3 separate regions of the Mus musculus genome follow, and regions 1 and 2 are each linked to region 3. A link is a loop called in an ENCODE intact Hi-C map of the cell type or tissue named here. Cell type or tissue: left cerebral cortex. All regions are shown on one strand. Links, peaks and the distances in the headings refer to the core of each region. The heading gives the core; the rest is flanking DNA.

The links. Peaks named below come from ENCODE experiments on the same cell type or tissue, not always from the same donor. Only the 100,000 strongest peaks of a DNase experiment are listed, where the experiment ranks them.
Region 1: a loop joins it to region 3, with 2.2 times the contacts of the local background. A loop is called at or near these places in 1 of 42 quality-filtered maps.
Region 2: a loop joins it to region 3, with 2.3 times the contacts of the local background. A loop is called at or near these places in 1 of 42 quality-filtered maps.

The regions. Positions count from the first base shown.
Region 1 is chr1:153,048,035-153,055,020 of GRCm38, reverse strand. The region is part of intron 1 of Nmnat2 (nicotinamide nucleotide adenylyltransferase 2); the gene reads right to left. Among named protein-coding and RNA genes, the nearest start is that of Nmnat2, 96 kb to the right of the region's middle. In left cerebral cortex, for the core only: no CTCF peak of the experiment used is centred there; DNase peaks (open chromatin) are centred at 793, 1,198, 2,593 and 3,307; H3K27ac peaks cover 265 bases.
Region 2 is chr1:152,979,436-152,986,421 of GRCm38, reverse strand. The region is part of intron 1 of Nmnat2 (nicotinamide nucleotide adenylyltransferase 2); the gene reads right to left. Among named protein-coding and RNA genes, the nearest start is that of Nmnat2, 28 kb to the right of the region's middle. In left cerebral cortex, for the core only: no CTCF peak of the experiment used is centred there; DNase peaks (open chromatin) are centred at 2,822 and 3,672.
Region 3 is chr1:152,901,664-152,908,649 of GRCm38, reverse strand. It overlaps Smg7 (Smg-7 homolog, nonsense mediated mRNA decay factor (C. elegans)), which reads left to right and starts at 6,004. Exons shown (of 23, transcript NM_001160256.1): 1 at 6,004-6,141. The coding sequence starts at 6,113. In left cerebral cortex, for the core only: CTCF peaks have their summits at 3,896 and 5,741; DNase peaks (open chromatin) are centred at 3,921, 5,376 and 5,750; H3K4me3 peaks cover 2,478 bases; H3K27ac peaks cover 2,176 bases.

The DNA.
Region 1 (6,986 bases), core at 696-5,695, 150 kb before region 3:
TCTTTGATGGATCCAAGGTTGATGAAGCCTCTTCTGGATACATGAAGCAAAGGACCAGCAGTAACTAACGATATTATTGCAGGTGGAAGAATTATGGCCCCAGAGGATAGGAAGCAAGGGGCTAGTATTTCATCCTGCCCTGGTTTTAGCACAGAAGAATACTATTGGAAAAAGTGACCGAGCCAAGGACCAGCATGACAAACGCTCTGCCTGGTGAAGGTGTTTCCTTCACAGGGAGACTGCAGTGGCTGGGCGCCAAGGTCCCTGGTTAGCTTTCCAGCCTGCAGGAAGGGTTGTGTGAGCCCTGCTCCCCAGCTCTGCCCGACTTCCTCACTGTTCAACTAGGCAAAGGCCAGTGTCCTGTCAGCCCCTACACTTCAGAAACCCTCCTGCTCCAACAGAGAAATGGTTTCTGTGGCTGCTAGTCAGAGAACAGGCTTTTGGAGTGAGGAGCCAGGGCCATGGCGGGAATTCCTGGCTGAGGACCAGGAGAGACCCTTTCTCCTCACAAGTCCTAATTAATTAATTAATTGGTTCTTTATGAAGAGCTCTAAGGGGATGATTAGGGCCACCAGCAGTGAAAGCATTTCTAAGCAGTCTTGTATTTCCCCCATCCAGAATTACGTTATATAATAACCAGGCAAAACTTATTGCTCTGGCTCCTTGCCGCTCAGCTGGTAAGGATTTTATTTTTTTCTCCTGGAAGTTCAAACAGCAAGGACCTCTTTTTACTTCTCGGTGGGGGAGCGGACAAAGAGGCTTGTCCCCAGCCAAGCTCAAGACAGGGCCTCCTCTTCCTTCTCAGTGGGATCCACTTTATAGCCCGGATGACTGACAGCCATGAAATCTCCTTTTTGTTCCCAGCGCCTGAGAAATGAGCCTCATCTAAGGTCCCCTCCCGATGCAGGCACACATCTCTCCTCACAGTCTGTCAAATTTAGCCATGATAAATTTAGAAATTTATAAACACTATGAAATAGAAAAAGCAAAAAAAAAAAAAAAAAAAAAAAACCAATTTTTTTTAGGCACATCAGTCATAGGCTTGGGTTGGTTTTCATTTTTAGAATGAATCCAGACTTATTAAGGGAAAATGAGAGTGAGCTCTCAAGATTGGGAGGGCTCAAAGGAAGAGAAACCAGGGGCTTCTTTTATTTTATTTTTTTAAAAATTTTCAGACTTGGGCAAAGGAGGCGGCTCTAAGATAAAAGCATTGCGGTTAAACTTGTAACCTGAGCTGGGTCCCTGAGAGTCACAGGATGGGATGGGAAAACTGACTCTGACAAGCCGTCTTACTACACGCATATACACTGCGTGTTTGTGCACACACGCAAGATATGAAATAAGAATATAAAATTAATTTTTTCCACTTACAATCGAGTTACAGAAAGCATGGAGAGTTTTCATAGTCTATCCCACTCCTCCCCCTACTACACCTTAGTTAGCTAGTTAGTTAGCTAGCTAGCTAGTTAGTTAGTCAGTTAGTTAGTTAGTTTGCATGCGGAGTGGGGGCACTCCTGCACATCACTGCGTTGGAGGAATTCCTTGTGGAAATTGTTTCTCAGCTTCCACCTGGTGTGTCTTAGGGATGGAATTCGGGGGCACCAAGCTTGGCTGCAAGGGCCCTCACCCCCTGGAGCTATCTAGTCAGCCCAAATTGATCTCATCAAATTGACTTTACTGTTTTTTTTTTTTTTTTCTCCCCTAGCTTCATGTTATACTATTTGGTAGAGAGATACTTTATATATATATAAAGTATATATATGGGCTCCTCGTGGAGATGATGTCAGGAGTGGCTTTCTCAAGGGTCATTATGAGGACAAATGAGCTGTGTCTGACAGGGTGCTCAGTACCAGGTTGTTTGTTTGTTTGTTTTGTGGCACGGTTTCATATATATATATGTATATTGCACTGTACATTTCCTGAGGAAAAAGACACATTCCTAACAGTTTATCTAATCCTGTTTCTCCCTAAAAAAGGGGCCAACATTTGACAAGTGGCTTAAAATCTGGGCCAACAGAATGAGATTCCACCAAGGTTCTCCCAAAATAACTGGGTTCAAATCTTGACTCTATTGCCTGCCTTCTAGCGATGTGATGCTGGGCTCCTCGTGGAGATGATGTCAGGAGTGGCTTTCTCAAGGGTCATTATAAGGACAAATGAGCTGTGTCTGACAGGGTGCTCAGTACCAGGTTGTTTGTTTGTTTGTTTTGTGGCACGGTCTCATTGGCCAAGGCTGGTCTCAAACCTGCTGATGGCCCCAAGTTCCTGGTACTTGCCTTTCCCTTTCCGGGTGCTGGGATTACAGGCAGGTGTGGGCCACCGCACCTGGCTTCCGGGTTCGTTTCAGTGTAACCATTTGGGCTTATTCATTTTCCACATTCCTCCAACCAGTGTTCTTTCCGATGAGGCCGGGTCTGCTTTCAATGTCAGTTTTGTCTCCCTCACTTCTTCCCACCTCCAGCTTCCACGGCCTCCTGTTCCCCTAGCACAGGCATCCTGTCTTCTGGGAAGTTATGAACCGTGGGGTGGGGAAGGATACACTGTAAAGTGTGAAGATGCAGTAACGCAGAGTGCTTTGAAGCTCAAGGCCACAGAGCTTCCCGCATGCATGCCTCACATCCCACAGTTCCGAGGTGGAACTGGAGTCACCCCTCCCAACACCCCCCTCGAAGAGAACGGTAAGCTTGCCTTCCAGGATTTTGTGCCAACCGGTTAAACTCTCTTCCCCGGCGTGAGTGGGTGTTTGATTTGTAAGGAACAAGAAAACATACGTTTAATAGCAACTTGTCAATATTCCTGGCACGGGAGTGTTGAGATATTTTCTCTTTTAAAACATTTCTTTCTTGACAAAGAGGCGTCTTTGAATCTGCCATCAATGGCAGGCAATAATTAATCACTAATTATTACTACTGGGGCCCCTCAGGGAAAGGCTGGCATAAAGGACTGGAAGCACGAACTCTGAGGTCAAGAGCCCAGCTCTGACCGGTTTTTGTCTCTAAGGACCCCACTAAGTGTGTAGCTATGGGAGCAGCTTGCTTTTTTTTTTTTTTTAAGACAGGGTTTCTCTGTGTAGCCCTGGCTGTCCTGGAACTCACTCTGTAGACCAGGCTGGCCTCGAACTCAGAAATCCGCCTACCTCTGCCTCCCAAGTGCTGGGATTAATGGTGTGCACCACCACTGCCCAGCTGGGAGCAGCTTTTGATGTGTAACAGCTTCATGCCACACACTTGGGAAGCAGGCTCAGCTAACAGTAGTCATAGCTGGAAGTACCAGGCAATCTCCCACGTGGATCCTACTGCCCAGTTTCCAAGCCAGCCACTCACCCTCTTACGTGTTTGCAAACCTGTCACAAGTCCTTGGCAAGCTCCAACTATGCCATATTTGGAGGGCTTGGCGCATTTGAGCTTTCTCCTCTCACCTCTGACCCTGTCTCCCATAGACATGTGCCTTTATTCGCTAGTTTCTTCTGCTTGAACTATACTTCACCACCGTGGCAATACCCACTAGCCATTTGAAATCCACTCACTACACCATCTTCCCTGACCTTGAGGAGTGGACTCCTGTCCTTCTGCATCTCTGCATGTACCAACAGGCTAGGCTTGACTACATGTTCCCACAAGGGAAACAGCACGGTTTACTGTGTATCTTCAGTCCCTGATCAGAGTCTGGACCTATTCAATACTCAGCTAGGCTTGACAGGGTAAAACTGAAGGACAAGGGGGTAGAAGATAGGGCACAGGTAGCACAGGGGTGGACCTGTGTCAGCCCTTCTTTTTAGGTAATTGTTTGTAGTTACAATGTATGTATGTATTAATGTGCTGAGCTATATAGGACATGTGTATGCAAAAGTATAGGCACCTTAAAACCTGAATTCCCAGGATAAATGTGAACTTTTCTCTTATAACTGCAGTTGCTCGTAGGGAAGGGTAGAACATGGTGTATGTGCTGTTTTTTAGGAATTTAAATTCCCGCCAGGCAGTGGTGGCGCATGCCTTTAATCCCAGCACTTGGGAGGCAGAGGCAGGTGGATTTCTGAGTTCGAGGCCAGCCTGGTCTACAGAGTGAGTTCCAGGACAGCCAGGGCTACACAGAGAAACCCTGTCTCGAAAAACCAAAAAAAAAACAAAAAAAAAAAAACAAGACAGATGAGTTCAACGCCAACCTGGGTTACACAGTGTAAAGCCCTGTCTTAAAACAACCACCAAGAGCTTAACCTGACACTCAAGTATTTCAACCAATTATACATCTTCTCGTATGTGGATCATTTTTACCTCTTTTTACCCCTTTTTACAGTTTTGCATTTTATCCCTGCAAAATTATGCTGCTGACCATTCCGGAACAATGAAAGCCCAGTCGCCGGGCTGTCCAGGACACTGGTGGTGAGCGCAGCACACAGAACCGGCTCCCAGTTGTTTCAACAAGATGGAAAAAACAAGCACAAAATACATCGCGGGGCAAAAAGCATCTGCACACTCTGAACACTCAGACTCATTTCCCGAGTGGAGTGTTGAGTAACATGCTCAGCAGTTAGTTCTAAGTCTCTCACCCGGTGCCCATCCAGAGAACACATGGATATTTAATTCAATCCAGTTAAAAGTATTGCATCCAAAACATTCTTAAGATATCACAGTAGCCCAGGAATTGAGCAAACCACTCAGGGGATTCAGGGTTCATCTTCCTAACAGCTACTGAAATGCTTTGCCACCCTAGGGATAGGGTGGGCTTGCTTCCTCTCCTTGGGACGCTTCTGATGTGCATGTAGCAGCGGTAGTGACATCACTGGACTCCCCTCCAACTCCACAGGTTCGGGTTCCCAGGAGCTTTCTTTCCTGGAATCTGGTATTCATTTTGGCAGAGGTCACAGGAGTCATGTGAACGATGAAGAGGGCGTGGGTGGCAAGCCAAGTGTCTGTGTCACTGGGGGGGGGGGGCATTACTGTGGCTGCGACTCCCTACTGAGATCAGTGGTTGCTCTGTGTGTTGTGAGCAAGAGGAGAGGGTTGGCCTCTTCCTCCACTCTAGACCTCTCAGCTTGAAAAGGGAGCAGATTCACCCCACATACCACACATAGGCATGTGTGTCTGCATGCATGCCTGCTCTCCTTCCCCGTCCCCTCACAATCTCTTTCCTGTCTATGGAGATCAGATCATAGGCTGAGCTGAACAACACCCCCAGGTTGCTTCCAAAGGCTGATGCAGCACCAGGCATCCCCCAGGCCTCAGAGCTGGCCAGGCATGGGTGTGTGAAAGACTGTCCAGGGGTGTGGGGTACTGCCAGTTTTCTGAAGGGCAGGAACTGCACCTCCTCCAGTTTATTGCCTTATGCACCCCAAACAAAGCCCACCCCCAAGCCCTTATCAGGACATTTCAGATAGGTTTGACACTAAGCAAACACTGATTAAACCAAGCAATTTCTCACACATCCTTCAAGATCTGCTGGAAATCCAAAGTAGCCAATTCTCTTGGAACTCAGATTTGGCACGTGTGCAGTGCCCGTCTCTGTGCCCCAGCCTTTAATTCCTGCTGAGTAGGAGCCCAACAGTAACCACAAGTAGACTTGTATGCTAAGTCTTCCCTGAAAAACACATACTTTTTTTTTTTTTTTTTTTTTTTTTTTTTGGCCTCAAACTTGCTATGTAGCTTAGCTCCTAATCTTCTTGCTTCCAAGTACTGGGGATTATAGACATAGACCATCATACCCAGCTTTGTGCAAGCCTTGGGAAGTGAAGAAACCGAGGAAAGTTGACTCTGTTTTCCTCTTTCTTTATTAAAAGATAAGAGAAGGCTCAGAGACAAGAGACTGCAGTGGCTAGAGAAAGAACCAGGAGGATACCTGGAGCTCGTTCCAGGTTCAGTGAGAGACCTCATCTTTAAAAAAAAAAAAAAAGAAAAGAAAAAAGAAATATATATCTTTATATATTTACCTATATTTATATAAATATTTATATAAATTTAAACAAACAATTATGTATTTATATAAATTTATGCATTGATATGTTTATATAAATTTATGTATATATTTTATATGTTTAAATTATATATAAATATATATTTATTTACACATACACATATATATTCATACACATACACACATGAAATCCACTGAGAAGACACCAGATCTCAGGCACTTGCATATACACATATCTGTACATACACACACACACACACACACACACACACACACACACACCCCTATACATATACATGTACGGCTCATGCCATCATTCACTGGAACCGGACTAATAACAACAAGAATTTAATGTGCCAGCCATTGTTCCCTGGGCCTTAAGGTAACTAGTGGTTCTGTGGCCTAGCTATCTAGCCCCTCTGGGCGTCCAGCCTGACACTCTCTCTTGTTGGCAGACCTCAGTCATGTCTGAAGGAGAAACACCCAGGTTAGAGGAGAGACTTGGCCTCTGTGGGTGGGAGTGGAGACCAGGGCCGCAGAGGCAAGGCTCACAAGAAAGGACTCCATTTGAGTCGTCTGCCGAGAGTTAGGTCAGCTCTGGGAAACTCGTTCCCAGGCAGTTTTTGAAAAACCAAAAGAGGTCATTTTGTTCTCCCTGAGAAAGGAAATCCCCTAAAGAGAGCAGTGGGCGGAATTTCTGAGGGCACGGAGTCTCTGGAAGCCAAAGGCGGGGTCAGGGAGGCCAAGGCAGTGGGATCATTACACAACCCCCTCTCCTTGGGAAAAGCCCAGCATCCTTCCTGCCTGGAGTGAGCCGGAGGCCACGGGCTCCATCTGCTGTGCCCTGGTGAGACACACACCAAAGAAACCCAGTTACTGGCCTCCATCTATTCTTTCCCTTGATAGACGCCCAGCAGAGGGTGTGGTGTCTCAGACAACAAAAACAAACAGAAGATCGTATCTGTACGTCTGTGTGGGGCCGGGGTGAGTGTTGTGTATGTAAGTGCAGGTACCCATTGTGCTGTGCAGTTTTATGATAGCTTGACACAGCGAGATATCTGAAAGGAGGGAAACCTCAA
Region 2 (6,986 bases), core at 1,103-6,102, 78 kb before region 3:
AGCTCCCGACTTCTGGCCACCAAAGGTTCCCACACAAACATGACATACACAGACATATAAGTACAAAAATGCATGAGTTGGGACCTGAAGACCAGCTTGGTCTACATAGCAAATTCTGGGCTATATAATGAGATCTTAAGAAAAACAAAAATAGGAATAAATAAATCTATAAAATATATTATCAGCCAGGTGTGGTGGCACATGCCTTTTAACCCCAGCACTCAGGAGGCAGAGGCAGGTGATTACTATAAGTTCAAGGCTAGCCTGGCCACAGAGTAAGTAAGAACCTGAAGACCAAGCAACAACAACAATAGAAACAAGACAAAACAAAACAAAACAAAAATCTCAGTTAGGCATGACACATGTCTCTATAAGCCCAACACATGGGAGGTGGAGGCAGGGAAAGCTGGAGTTCAAGGTCATCCCAGTTACAAGAGAGTTGGAGCCCAACCTGGGATACAAGAAGCTTTTTCTTAAAACAAACAAACAGACAGACAAAAGCATTAAAAAAAAAAAACCCAAACACTAAAAAAGATAGTGATGGTTGGTCCTTAAACTTTAAAGTCAGAAATTCTTATTAAAGCATCTTGGATAATTTGGAAAAAGAAAGGCAGAAGTTGGGCTGTTGAGAAATGTGGTCTTGTCATAGAGTAGGAGGTTCTCAAGGCCAAAAGAGGTTGTCTTCTGTTACTGTGCAGGCAATAGGAAGGGGTGCTAACCTTCAACAGAGAAGAACAGCGAGGAATGGCTTAGGGAGACTGCTTTGGAATCAGTGTGAGAACTGGAGGGATGTCAGAGGAGCTTAGACAGGAATAAAGAGTCAGGGAGTCTTCAGTGGTTCACAGTAATAGAACACCCTGATCCAGCTAACTACTGTGAGAATCAGGGAGAAATGAGAGGCTACGCTGTGACAGGGGGTCTCTAGAAAGGATCAGCCAACAACCGTGAATATCAGAGGGGCTGCTGTTCATAGGTGGGAAGATGAACAGCATCGTGACTGCCTGTCCTGCGTGGAAGATGGACCAGATCTGGACCTTCCCTCTCCCAACATTCTGCAAGCAAAAAAAAGCACACACTCTTACCTAGCCAGGGAGGAAATAATTTGGGATAGGAGAATATATATAATGTGACCGTATCTTCAATCAATTGCTTAGTTTAGAAATGCCAGCTAGTGAGGCTTGAGAGACGGCTCAGAGGTAAAGAGTTCTTACTGTTCTTTCAGAGGACCTAGGTTTGGTTCCCAGCACCCACATGGCTGCTCATAATCACCTGTGACTTGTGGAGCACGCCTTTAATCCCAGCACTTGGGAGGCAGAGGCAGGTGGATTTCTGAGTTCGAGGCCAACCTGGTCTACAAAGTGAGTTCCAGGACAGCCAGGGCTATACAGAGAAACCCTGTCTCGAAAAAAAAAACAACAAAAAAAAAAAAAAAAAGAAAGAAAAGAAAAGAAAAGAAAAGAAAAGAAAAGAAAAGAAAAGAAAAGAAAAAAATCACCTGTGACTCCAGTTCTGAGGATATCTGACACCTTCTCCATGGGAACAAGAAGGCATGGGCGTGATATACATACATGCATGCTGACGAAACACTTGCATACATAAAATAAAGAAAAAGAACTCTTCGAAAAGGTAAATGGGGGTGGGGGGAGACTGGCGAGATGGCTCAGAGGGTAAGCACTCACTGACTGCTCTTCCCAAGGTCCTGACTTCAAATCCCAGCAACCACATGGTGACTCACAACCACCCGTAATGAGATCTGACACCCTCTTCTGGTGTTTCTGAAGACAGCAACAGTGTGCTTATTTATAATAATAAATAAATCTTTGGGCTGGAGTGAACAGGGACTGAGGGAGGGGGTGTTGACCGGAGCGAGCAGGGCTGACCAAAGCGAGCAGAGGTCCTAAATTCAATTCCCAACAACCACATGAAGGCTCACAACCATCTATACAGCTACAGTGTACTCATATACATAAAATAAATAAATAAATCTTTTTTAAAAAGGACAAGAAAAGATAAATATCACTACTATGATCACTAAGCTCCAGTGAGCTGGGAGCTATGATACACCCAGTCAACATGAAGAACTGGGACGCAGACAGAATGGGTGTGCTGCTCTAGATTGTACGGATGCTAAAGAGCAGAAATAAGGTCTGAAACGGGCATCGGTTCCAGAGACAAGCCCTCCCACAGTCTGCTCTAATGCTGATGACCCTGGACCTGCTAATCACTTCTCCACTCAGCTTCAACCCGAATCTCTCATTGCCTTCAGTCCCCTGGCTGAAGACAACACAAATTAGGGAGAAGTCAATGAAGATGGCTACCTATGGTATTATTTATCTTGTTCCCTGATGGTCACCAAGCAGAGCCTCAGGCCAGATGTGTATTCACAGTGATCCAGGTCACTATTGAAGAACACAGACTAGCTGCCACAAAACACTAAGGAAGGGAGTGGGGGTGGGGGGGGCACTCAATGCTCACATACGTGCTTGGAAAATTTCGACGATTGTCAACTGCTAAGTGAGGATGGAAGCCTGGCCTAAAATCCTTAGTTGCCAGAAATTCCTGGAAAAAAAATCACCAGCTATCTAACAATCTAAAAATACATTGAGAGAGACAGGAAGAAGGCAGGCTCGGACCTGGCGAAGAGAAAAGAAAACTCAAGCAGGTTTCTGATCTCCAGGCACACTGGACTTGCATGTCTTCTGTGAAGACATGAGGCCTGGCACTCTCACAAAACCAAAGCCTTGCATGGAAACAAACAGACAGAGCCTGGAGCCTTTTCAGAAAAGCCCCCACAGCCATGCGGCAGGCCTTCCCGGTCTTCTCGTTGCCTCCAGAGTAAGGCTCGGCCGCCCATACATTTAGGCAACAGATGGCGACTATCGGAATGTGTATGGAGTTGGAATGAACAACTGTTGAAGTCTGCTTACGGCATCCATTTGAAATCTGTACCAACTCTCGAAGATATTGGAATGATTTCTTATCACGTGACGATGCGTGGCTCTTGTTCCTTACATCCCTGACTCCTGATTCATGCCAGGGACTGAGGTAAAATCGCGACACAGTGTCTGCCCTTGGGATACCTATAATCTAGTCCAGTGGTTCAGAACCTTCTTAATGCTGCAGCCCTTTAATACAGTTCCTCATATTGTGGTGACCCCAACCATAAAATTATTTTCATTATAACTTCATAACTGTGATTTTGCTACTATTATGAATCATGATGTAAATATGTGATAGGAAGGATATCTGATATGTGACCCCTGTGGAAGGATTACTCAACCCCCAGTTGGGTTGTGACCCACAGGTTGAGAACCACTGCTCTAGTCATAGCTTTGCCTAAATCCCTACATGTTGCCTAAATTGGGGCATAGGAGGTCAGCTACAAAGGGACAGGTCCTAGGTACTGAGAGTTCAGGATAGCACTAAGCTATGTGTCAGGGAAAACGAAGAAGAAACAGTAAAAAATGGAGATCTGATGTTGAAGTTTTGTGTGTTCATTTTTGTTTGTCTTTTAGATTCTGGCATTTTGTTGCCTGAAGAATAATCTTTCAAGCAAAATTATACCCACTTAGGACTGGGAGTGCATTTCAGTGATAGAGCACTTGCCTAGGGTGAGCAAAACCTTGTGTTTTATTCCAGCACGTCATACACACCCACACCCTCACCCACACCCATACCCATACCCTCACCCACACCCTCACCCACACCCACACCCTCCAAGGTGCACACATATTAAACCCACTTTGAGATGATCCAGGCCATGTGTATGTATAGACAATGTAAATTATTCATTGCCTATAATAGAAAGGAGACCATATATGTCCAAATACAATTTGAGGCTTTCCAAAATATTCCTCAAGAAAAGTTATCTCATATAAAAATCTTTATATAACTGGGCTAGTAAAATGACTCAGTGGGTAAAGGTGCTTGCCACCAAGCAAGAGGACCTGAGTTCGATCTCCACATGGCGGGGCTCTACACAAATTGCCCTTTGACTTCCACTGGCACATACAAACATGCACGTGTGCTCACACTATAACTAAATAGTTTTTTTTAATTAAATCCTTATAAAATCTATATTTTGAAGTGTTCTTCAGTTATAGCTACATACCACTTGGCAGACCTAATATTGACTTCAGACACCTCTCTTTCCATGTAAGCAGCTATAGAAAAGGTCTTATGATCTTAATAAAAGGAAAATCAGGCAAATCTAGCACATGTTTAGTGATTCCTGGGCACTCAAATCACAATGGCAAGGGTGGGCATTGAATATGAGATTAAAAAAATTAAAAATAACTGTGTGGGGTGTTGTTTTTCCACAGTTGAAGCTATGTGATCTTTCTATAATTACGTATTATAGAATTATAGAACCTGCCTTTTCCACTTGAAGTGGCAGCAGCAGTATTTTGCACAAAATGAAAAAAAATTTAGTAGTTAAAAAATGTAATGTAGTATATAGTAATATGGTAGACATCAATTGTATAATAAAATTTTACCCTTGACTACAAATACTCATTTGTGTAAGATAAGAACAACATTGAGGGGGGAAGGTATATGAAATGTAAATGAAGAAAATATCTAATTAAAAAAAAGAAAACAACATTGAATTTTTATTTGTGCTACAGCTAACTTTTCCTTTTTGTGAAGCTCTGTAGCCCAGATAGGTTCCTAATTTATGATGATCCTCGTGGCTTATCTTCCCAAGGGCTGGCATCACAGGCATGCACCACCACGCCCTATGAAAAGTACCTTGCATTAGACATCTTAAACAGAAGTGTAACTACTTGTACAGACGTGCTACAAAGTACTATTCAAAAATCTTTTGATGATTCAAAAATCCACTTTACCGATGACAAAGACGCTGATTTTAAGAATACTTTTGATGAGTTGAAATAAAACTGTCTGATGAAATGCAGATGAGAAGCAATGTTTAAGACTGGCTGTGCAGTTTGGTGTTAGAGTGCTTCCAGAGTTTGTCTGAGGCCCCGGCTCATTTCCCCAGCACTACAAAGGGGAATGGCCAATGTTTATAAACCAATACATTATTTCACAGAACATACAATTTCCTAAATCCATGCAAATAGCTACACTCGTAGAATAGATTTATTTTAAATGTCACTTGTTTGCCCTGAAAATTTATGTGTGTGATGAAAAAAAATCCTTATCTGGTTTTTTTCTAATATCTTTTCAAAGAATTTGGGGTAGCTTGATTTAGAATACATAGTTAATTCATTTGTTTTCTTGGACAATTCCTGAGGAAAACCTAATAGACAGACAAAACTAGCTAAATACCAAGTTAAGAATAAAACTGTCTGATGAAATGCAGATGAGAAGCAATGTTTAAGGCTGGCTGTGCAGTTTGGTGTTACAGTTGGTTTTAGAAATTCTATAGCTTTGAGTCATTTAGCTTTGGGGTAATCAGCCCTCAGCCCTATATACCTACATTCTGATCAAGATCAAGTCAGGATCCTTGCCCCCAATCCACTATAGTGCCTCATCTGCCTATGAACTCTAAGACAAGCATCCTTAACATTCACTTGCTTCCACAGGGTGTAAAACAGCTTCCCATGCTTATCTCCTGCTTATCTCGTAGTCTAGACTTTGTGCACTCAGCATTCAGATAAAAGAAACAAAAACAAAACAGTGTTTCAATGCCACCCATCTTCAGGACTTCAGTCCTCCTGCTTGTGGTGATTTCTCTCTTGTTAGAATGGCTTTCTCCGCTGCCCTCCCCCTCCCAAGTGTCTATCTGCATCCTCCCCTTCCCAAGGTCCAACTCAAATCTGCTTCATTCAGTTCCACTGTTTCAAAGAGAAACACATCTCTGTTTCATAATCCTAACTAGCACCGATCCTTCTGAATGAGGGAGAGAGGTTCCCACGGGAATCTTGATGAGATCATGGCTAACAACAGAACAGAAACAGCTAACTCTAACTAAAACACTGCCTGTGCCAGGTAATCTACTCACTTTAAGTATGTTATTGAATTTGGTCTTCACAAGAACCTCATGAAGTTGGCTTAACATTAGAGTCTATAGATAAAGAAGCTACGGCCAGGGATATAACGTAACCAAGGTGGCTCAGGTGTGAGGGATCAAGTTGAGAAACGGGACATAGCTATATGCTGCCTACCTACCTTGGTAAAGACTAGCAGAAAAATGACCAGCTGTGAGCAGGAAGACAGATGTGAAAGCCTACGTGTTTAGTTGGGGGTGGTAGTGATGGAGAAGCATTAAGCAGGTAGAGATCTAATCAAGTGAGAACACAGATTGGGGTGAAGGTGGGATCTTAAGATTCTTCTCTCCCCTGGGTCAGTGTCAAGGTTCTAAAGAAATGTACATTGGCCAAATATAATATAAAGTTTATTCATTATGGGTACTTAATCTCTTCTTAAATAATAACAGGCCTGTCACATCTTCACAATTGACCAGGTACACTTTGAAGAATAGCCAATTCACTTACTGCACTGTCAGAACTGGACTTTGCACATGATCAATAAAGCTCTATTAAACAAATGTCCACAAACCATTAGTCCTCTAATAAGTAGATAGTTGTCAAAAATATTTAGGAAGATATTTATCCAACATTTAAAAATTAATTCTGCACCATCACTTCCTTTGTAACACTTTGATGTATAGTTTGTTTTTAAGTTGCCCATCTCCCTCAACCAGGAGATAAACAAGTACTAAGGGAAGAGACTTTATCCTTGTTTTAACGTAGTATTGCTGGCAACTTAAACAATGCCAAACACATAGAGATGACCGAGTAAATATCCATGAAGTGAATATTTGAAAAAGAATCTGCTTTGAGGTCGTTCGCCAGACCATTGTGGGTCGCCATCTTTCTGACCAGGGCTCAGTCCCAGTTAGCAAATGGGCACTGTCTCATTTCCTTCCTTCATGGCTCAAAACATTCATGTTTCGAGAACACAAAGAAAAGGAAGGGCTTTGCTGAACATCTTGGAAGGTAGGCAGATGATGGAGAAAG
Region 3 (6,986 bases), core at 1,310-6,309:
GCCACAAGGCACACTCAGGTCTGTTAGCTTGTGAATGGTTAAAGAGATCACTTAGCCAAAATACACACTGAACAACTGTAAAATCAGGGAGGGTTAATAGAATGGGGCAGCTGTAACCTTTCCTTCAGTAGATGTCATTTATAAGTGGCTGAGTAACGCTGCAGGTGTTTGTAGTTTGGAACCCCACTGGTTTTTGATTCTTTGATACTAGCAACCAAGGCTCTTGGTTAGAACCCCGAGAAGAAAGGTGAACGTGTGCACTGTCGCCATGTTTGTCTCTGTTGTCAGTTTGTGTCATTTTATGCAGGGTCTCCCTTATGTAGTTCCTCCTTCCCTGGAACACATGTACACAGTCTGCTGGTTGCTTTTACGCCAACCTGACACAAGCTAGAGTTATCGGAAAGGAAGGAACTTCAATTGAGAAAATGCTTCCATAAGGTCCAGCTGTGTGCATTTTCTTACTTAGTGACTGTTGGGCACATTGTGGGTGGGGCCATACCTGTGATGGTGGTCCTTGGTTCTATCAAAACGCAGGCTGAGAAAGCCAGTAAGCAAAACCCCTCCATGGCCTCTGCATGGGTTCCTGCCTCCAGGTGCCAGCCAGCCCTGCTTGAGTTCCTGTCCTGACTTCCTTCGGTGACAGTCTACAATGTCAAAGGGCCAACCAAACTTGCTTTTGGTCATGGTGTTTTATCACAGCAATAGAAATAGGTAGTCTCCTAACTATGACAGCCAGGCTGCCTTAGACTTGTAGTGATCCTCCTTCCAATTCTATTAATTTTTGAAAATAATTACATAAATATTACCATCATCCTATCTACTTATTAGGCATATTGTAAATGGTACTGAAGAATCTTACAAAATTCTTAGGAAAGCTTACATAAACGTGAAGTTTATTTCTGATCTCATCTGTGCTTCTGATTTGTTATCTCAATTACCAAAGCCATTGCTTCCCATTCTCGTCACTTCTTGTGCTGCAACCAGAAGGTGAGTTATTCTAAGTATCATCTCTCTTTCACTGTGGTATCCATAGTAACCTGGACAGTTCCTACAATATAATAATTCTCAGGAAATGTTTGGTGAATAGACCAGCCACGGTAAGAAAAAAGGATTCATCTCTTATCTCATTTTCTGTATCCAAAATTAGTAGATAAGAACATTTTCATAGAGTTAGTATATGATGTGCTTATTATTTATTGGAGACATATGCCCTGAACATAAAAAGGTTGCTATGATCATTATTTTATTTAGAATGAAATTACATTTTGGTAAAAATATAACATGAATTTCAGGAAAAAAAATCCACTGAATATTTAGCATACTGCTTGAAATATAAATAGAGCAATAAGACAAGAGAAAGATAAAAAAGAGTTATATGTAAACAAAAAAGAAAAATCAAAGTATCTCTACTTGCAAATGTCATAATACTGTACTTTAAAGATTCTACAAGAAAACTCTTAGACCCTCTATCCACTTTCATCAAAACAGTAGAGCACAAAATCTACACACAAACATCACTAGCCATTTAAATATAGCAATAATGAACTTTCTTATAAAAATTAGGAAAAATTCCATTTACAATAATTTTTAAAATGCTGTGGAATAAACTCAACCAAGGAAATGCAAGACCTCTACAATGAAAACTTTGAGATGCGGCAGCAAGCCTTCCTCTGCTTGTGGGCTGACACAGGAGAGTCAAGAGGGACCATCCTGCAGATTCAACCTTCAGAGTCAAGTGCAATCCAAACGAAACTGCAATGACTCTCCTCACAAAAAAGCAGCAACAACAAATTAAAAAGTACATATGGATGGACAGAGATCACATAGTCTAACCAGTCCTAAGCAGAAAGAATAATGCCGGAAGTACCACAGTACTGGATCTTCACATTATACTAAAGAGCCACAGAACAAAAAGTACGTGCCACTGGCAGAAGGAAACAAAGGAGACATGTAAGCCAGCACACTAGAACTGGGGATCCACAAGCAAATCTATATAGCAATAAGACTATCAAAATTATACATCAGGAAAAAGGGTGCTGGTCACCGTTTATAGAAAAATGAAGCTTGATACATATTTCTTTATTGTGCACACAAAAAAAAATCAAACGTAAAATGGACCAACAGCATTAGAGGACCTGAAACTTTGAAACAACTAGAATAAAACAGGAAAAACACCTCAAAGTGTAGGCATGGGCAAGGGATTTCTGAGAAGGACTCTACTAACACAGAGTATAATCCCCATGGGTTATGAGACTACACAAAACTAAAGACGTTTCTACCTCAAAGAAAACAGCCACTTGACTGAAGACAGAGCCTGCAGAAAGGAGGGGAAAACCTTTGCTAACTACACATCAAATGGGAACAATAGAGCAGTGGCTCTCAACCTTCCTAATGCTGCTGTCCCTTTAATACAGTTCCTCATGTTGTTGCTTCTTCATAAGTGTAATTTTGCTACTGTTATGAATGATTATGTAAATACCTGACATGCAGGATGTCTGATATGTGACCCCTGTGAAAGGGGCAAGACCCACAGGTTGAAAACTGATTTAGAAAATGCACAGAATCGCAAAAAGTAAACAGCAAAGACAAGTCATCAGTGAACAGGCCAACGAGCGGGAGAAACGGGTCTCAGAATAGGAAACAGACGTAAAGTGAGGTGGCATACGGTATCTTCAGCCATCAGAGAAATGCAAATTAAAAGAAAGGCTGTTAAGAAAACCAATCACAGCTGGGCATGGTGGCACGTGCCTTTAATCCCAGCACTTGGGAGGCAGAGGCAGGCAAATTTCTGAGTTCGAGGACAGCCTGGGCTACACAGAAAAACCCTGTCTCAAAAAACCCCCAACCCCCCCCCCCCCAAAAAGAAAAGAAAACCAATCACAGCAGACAGTGGGGGTGCATGCCCTAAATCCCAGCCCTTGGGAGGCCGAGACAGGCACTCTCTGTGAATCCATGGCCAGGTTGGTCAGAGAGACCAGGCCAACCAATCCTACACTGAGAGAACCAGTCTGTAACAAACAAACAAACAAAACAGACAGAAAACTAAAACAACCAAACAAAAGGAAAGAAAAAGAAAGAAGAAAACAGACCTGCTGGTGATGATGTGGAGAGTAAAGGAATTCTTATGCTTTGTAGGTGGTAATGTAAGCTGGCCCAGCTTCTCTGGAAGTCAGTGTCTAAGTCCCCCAAGAAACTAAAAATAAAACTACCATAAAAGTTAGCTCTGCCATTCTTGGGAACAAAACTTAAAGTCAACACACCAGAGATACTGGCACATCCATATTTATTGTTGCACTAGTCCTTATAGCTAAGAAATAGAACTAGTTTATGTGTCCATCAGCAGATAAGAAAATATACATAATGGATTTTTTTTCAATCGCAAACCCCCTCGGAACCAGGTTTTTTTTTTTTTTTTTTTTTGAAAAAGCAAGGAACTGGAGATCAAATATTAAGAAAAAGAAGCCATACTGAAAAAGACAAATAACATTTTCTCTCATACACAGCATCTAGATTAAAAATGTGTATGTGTCATGAAAGTTCAAACAGGACCATGAAAAGGGAAGAAAAGGTCTGTAGGGAGGGAAGCAGTGGAGAATCTAATGGAAATTCACAGGACAATGAAAGCAGAATGGATGACTAAGAGGGGGAGAGCACAAGGAAGAGAGGGAAGAAAGTAGTATGGAGGAAATCAATGGGGAAGGTAGATAAAATATTTGTGTGTGTATGTGTGCCATAATGGAATTCATCACCCTGAATACTAACTAAAAAAAAAGTAGAATATTTGAGTATATATAGTAGTAACTTCCATTCTTTGACTTCCAGAGTTGAGGTAGAAAGCTACACACCAGAGATGTGAACAGTTTCTCACTAGGTGGCTCTCTTTCCCGTGAGTGGGCGGTGCGTTGGCGCTGGTGGAAGATAGGGGCCATTGTACTGCTGCAATCGCCCATACGTCATAGCGCCTCACACTCGCGCTTGCTTGCAGCATGAGGGGGCATAGTTCACTTTCTATTTCGTTAATGACATGCTGTCCTTGAGAATGATGTCCAAGTGGGCTGTACTTTCGTTTCCTGAGAACAGAAACACGTTCCAAATAAACACTGTTCTAGGTTAATAGGAGTTGGATTCAGAGAAAGACCTGTAAAGCGATTCTTTAGGCAGCATGGAAAAACCGGAAGATATCAGGTACCCAAACCAAAACCAAGATCCCATTGAAAATGCTGGTTTTAACTATACAGTGAGGACTGCGTTCTTGGATCTTATTCTAAAACACTTTAGGATAGCTGCTTATATAACTTTCAACATCAATTGAAAATAAAACCTGTAAAATATCAATAATTACTTCATTCCATCAGAATGACTTATTCTACACGATTCCACATCATCAGGATCCATTATTTCTATTTTAACCCTAAACCTGACACAAAATGCTTAAAATATTCGTTCTCAAAATGGAAAATTATTTTCTTAAACTCCCTCATGCAGATAAATCTAGATACTTTTTTTTTATGGCAAGTTCTAAAACACTGCAGATGTTTTTGAGGAGGGGGTCTTTGGAGATCAACCTTCGATGACGGAGCGTCTTTTCTCTCTGAGGGTACCTCTGGAAAGAACGTCATCAGCCTTTCTGATCGCTCTCCATTCTAAATGCCTAAGAACTGCGTGTTAGCCTCCTAGGCTGGGTTCGAGCTCTCACTAAGTCGCCTACGGGAGGTCTCGCCGGTGATATCGAGTAGGAATTAGGCAAGGGTCGACCGGCTACAAAAAGTCGAACATTCGCGATCGCCGGAGCCGCATCTCGGTTGTCATGTGCCCGTCTCTTCCCTTAGGGACCCGCTTCTGGCGGGATCCCGCTGCCCAGCCTCAAACAGTGGTGGGGAAGCCCCTTCCCTTTCCTCTGACTTCGCAGCATCGCCCTCGCTTTCTCGTTCCCACCCACTCGCCGCCGGCCTTCATAACCTGCCTTTTCTTCTCGGGCCCGGCCCTCTCCCTACCCGGCTCAGATAGGCAACGATGGAGGTGGTTTCCACCCTTGGGGGACTGGCAATGCCTAAAATGAATGCTTCGGGGTCTCCCCCAATTTTTGCTGGGAGAGTAAGGGAGGAAGAAATGGACTTTCCTACTCGGATAACCATTTCGACTTCTGGCTTTTAAAAAGGCAGGGAATCCAAGTGGGGAATCCTGGGCAGTTTCCAGGGAACCCGTTTCTCTACGGGAGGGTCACCCTGTCTACACACGGCAGTTACTATGACAATACAACCACAGCCTCCAGTTTCCATGGCAGCGGCCTGCCCAATCGGATTGGTTTTCCTTTCTATTTCTCCCTGGGCTCCGCCCTATTCCCCCCCCCCCCCCCAACCTTCTCCCAGAGTGCCCGGGGAGGGGCGGCTGAAACGGGGGAGGCCTCTGCGTCACTCTCCGGCGCGCGAGGGGACGACCGGAGTCGAGGAATTGGCGGGCGGAACTGTAGGAGGAAGGGGTGGCGTTTCCGGCGGGGAAAGTGGAGGAGTGGGAAAAAAAAAAAAAAGAAAGAAGGAAGGAAGTGAGAAGTGGGCGGGTGGCCGGGCGGAAGGCTTTGAGTGTGACTCCGGGCTGCTCTGGGCTCGATGTCCGCGGTGAGCCGGGGGCCGCCCCCGCGCCCGGGAGGAACAGGACGGAGCCTTAGGAGGCCGCCGGGCACCAGCACCGGATCGTTCGGCCGGCGCGCGGGCACCGCACCGCTCGCCGATCCCAAGAGGGAGCGCTACAGAGCGGCGGAAAGCACCCAGAGGGACCGGCGCTGCTGAAGTCTCGCGAGAGCGAACCCGACTTCCTTCCTCTGCTTCTCCCCTCCTCTTTCCCCGCCCCTTTCCCCTTCTTTTTCCCCCCCCCCTCCGGAGCCGGAGCGTCCCTGCGCCCCACAGGCCAGAGCCGCAGCCGCTGCCGGAGCCGCTCCCCCCAACTCCCTCCCCCTCGCCTCACTCACTCTCCCCCCCCCCCACCCCGCGCCAAGCGAGGAGGAGTCGGAGGAGAGGAAGATGGCGGCGACCGCCAGCACCCGCGGGGCCGCGGGGCCGCTCCGAGGAGCCTGAGAGACCCACGGAGGCTTCGCGGCGAGACGCGGCGGCGGAGGATGAGCCTGCAGAGCGCGCAGTATCTCCGGTGAGCGCCGGAGCTTGGCCGAGGCGTGGTGGCGACGGGGGAAGGGGAGGCTCTCGGGGGGCCGAGGACCGGCGGACTCGGAAGCGGTGGGGGAGTCGCGGCGTCCTTCTGTCCCCAGGGCGGGGAGGCCGAGCGCGGGGCCGAGCGGGCGGCTGCGGGAGGGGGCGGGCACACACATGGCTGCCTGGCCCCCGGGAAGCCGGGCGAGCCGCGCTCCGGGGGAAGCCGGGCGAGGAGCGGAGGGAGGTTGGGGAAGCGGGAGACGAGAACGTGTGTGTGAGTGTGTGTGTGTGCGTGTGCGCGCGCGCGCGCGCGCCTCTGGTCGCAGGCTGCGGGGCCGGGGTAGGGGAGAGGAGAGCCGGCAGCGACCCAGAGTCGAGGTGGGTGTGAAGGGGTCTGGAGCCCACGGCCCGGGAAACGTGGTGTGCTGGCCGGGGCGATGCAGGAGAGAGGAGGATGGAAGTCGGCACACCTGGGGGTTGGGAGGGCGCATTCTGGAGGGCAAATGAGAGGAAGGGGAGCCCGCAGGAAACGCGAGCTTGTTCTTTAGTCGCGGGCTGGAAGGAGGAGAAATAATGCCTTCTGTCCAGAGTTAGAGGGGTCGGAGAGCCCGGAAAGGGGGAAAAAGGATGGGGAGACGAGGGAAGAGGGAGGTGCTACGAACAAGGTGATGTTCTCGAAAGAAACTGTAGTTGGAAGATACCATTCTGAGAGTCGTGTGCATTCATTAGGTGCGATGTAAGGAACTTGTATGAAGGAGATAGAGTGACCCATGGGTACTGGGGGTGCGTGCGTGTGTATGTGTATGTGTGTGTGTGTGTGTGTGTGTGTGTGTGTGAGTGTCT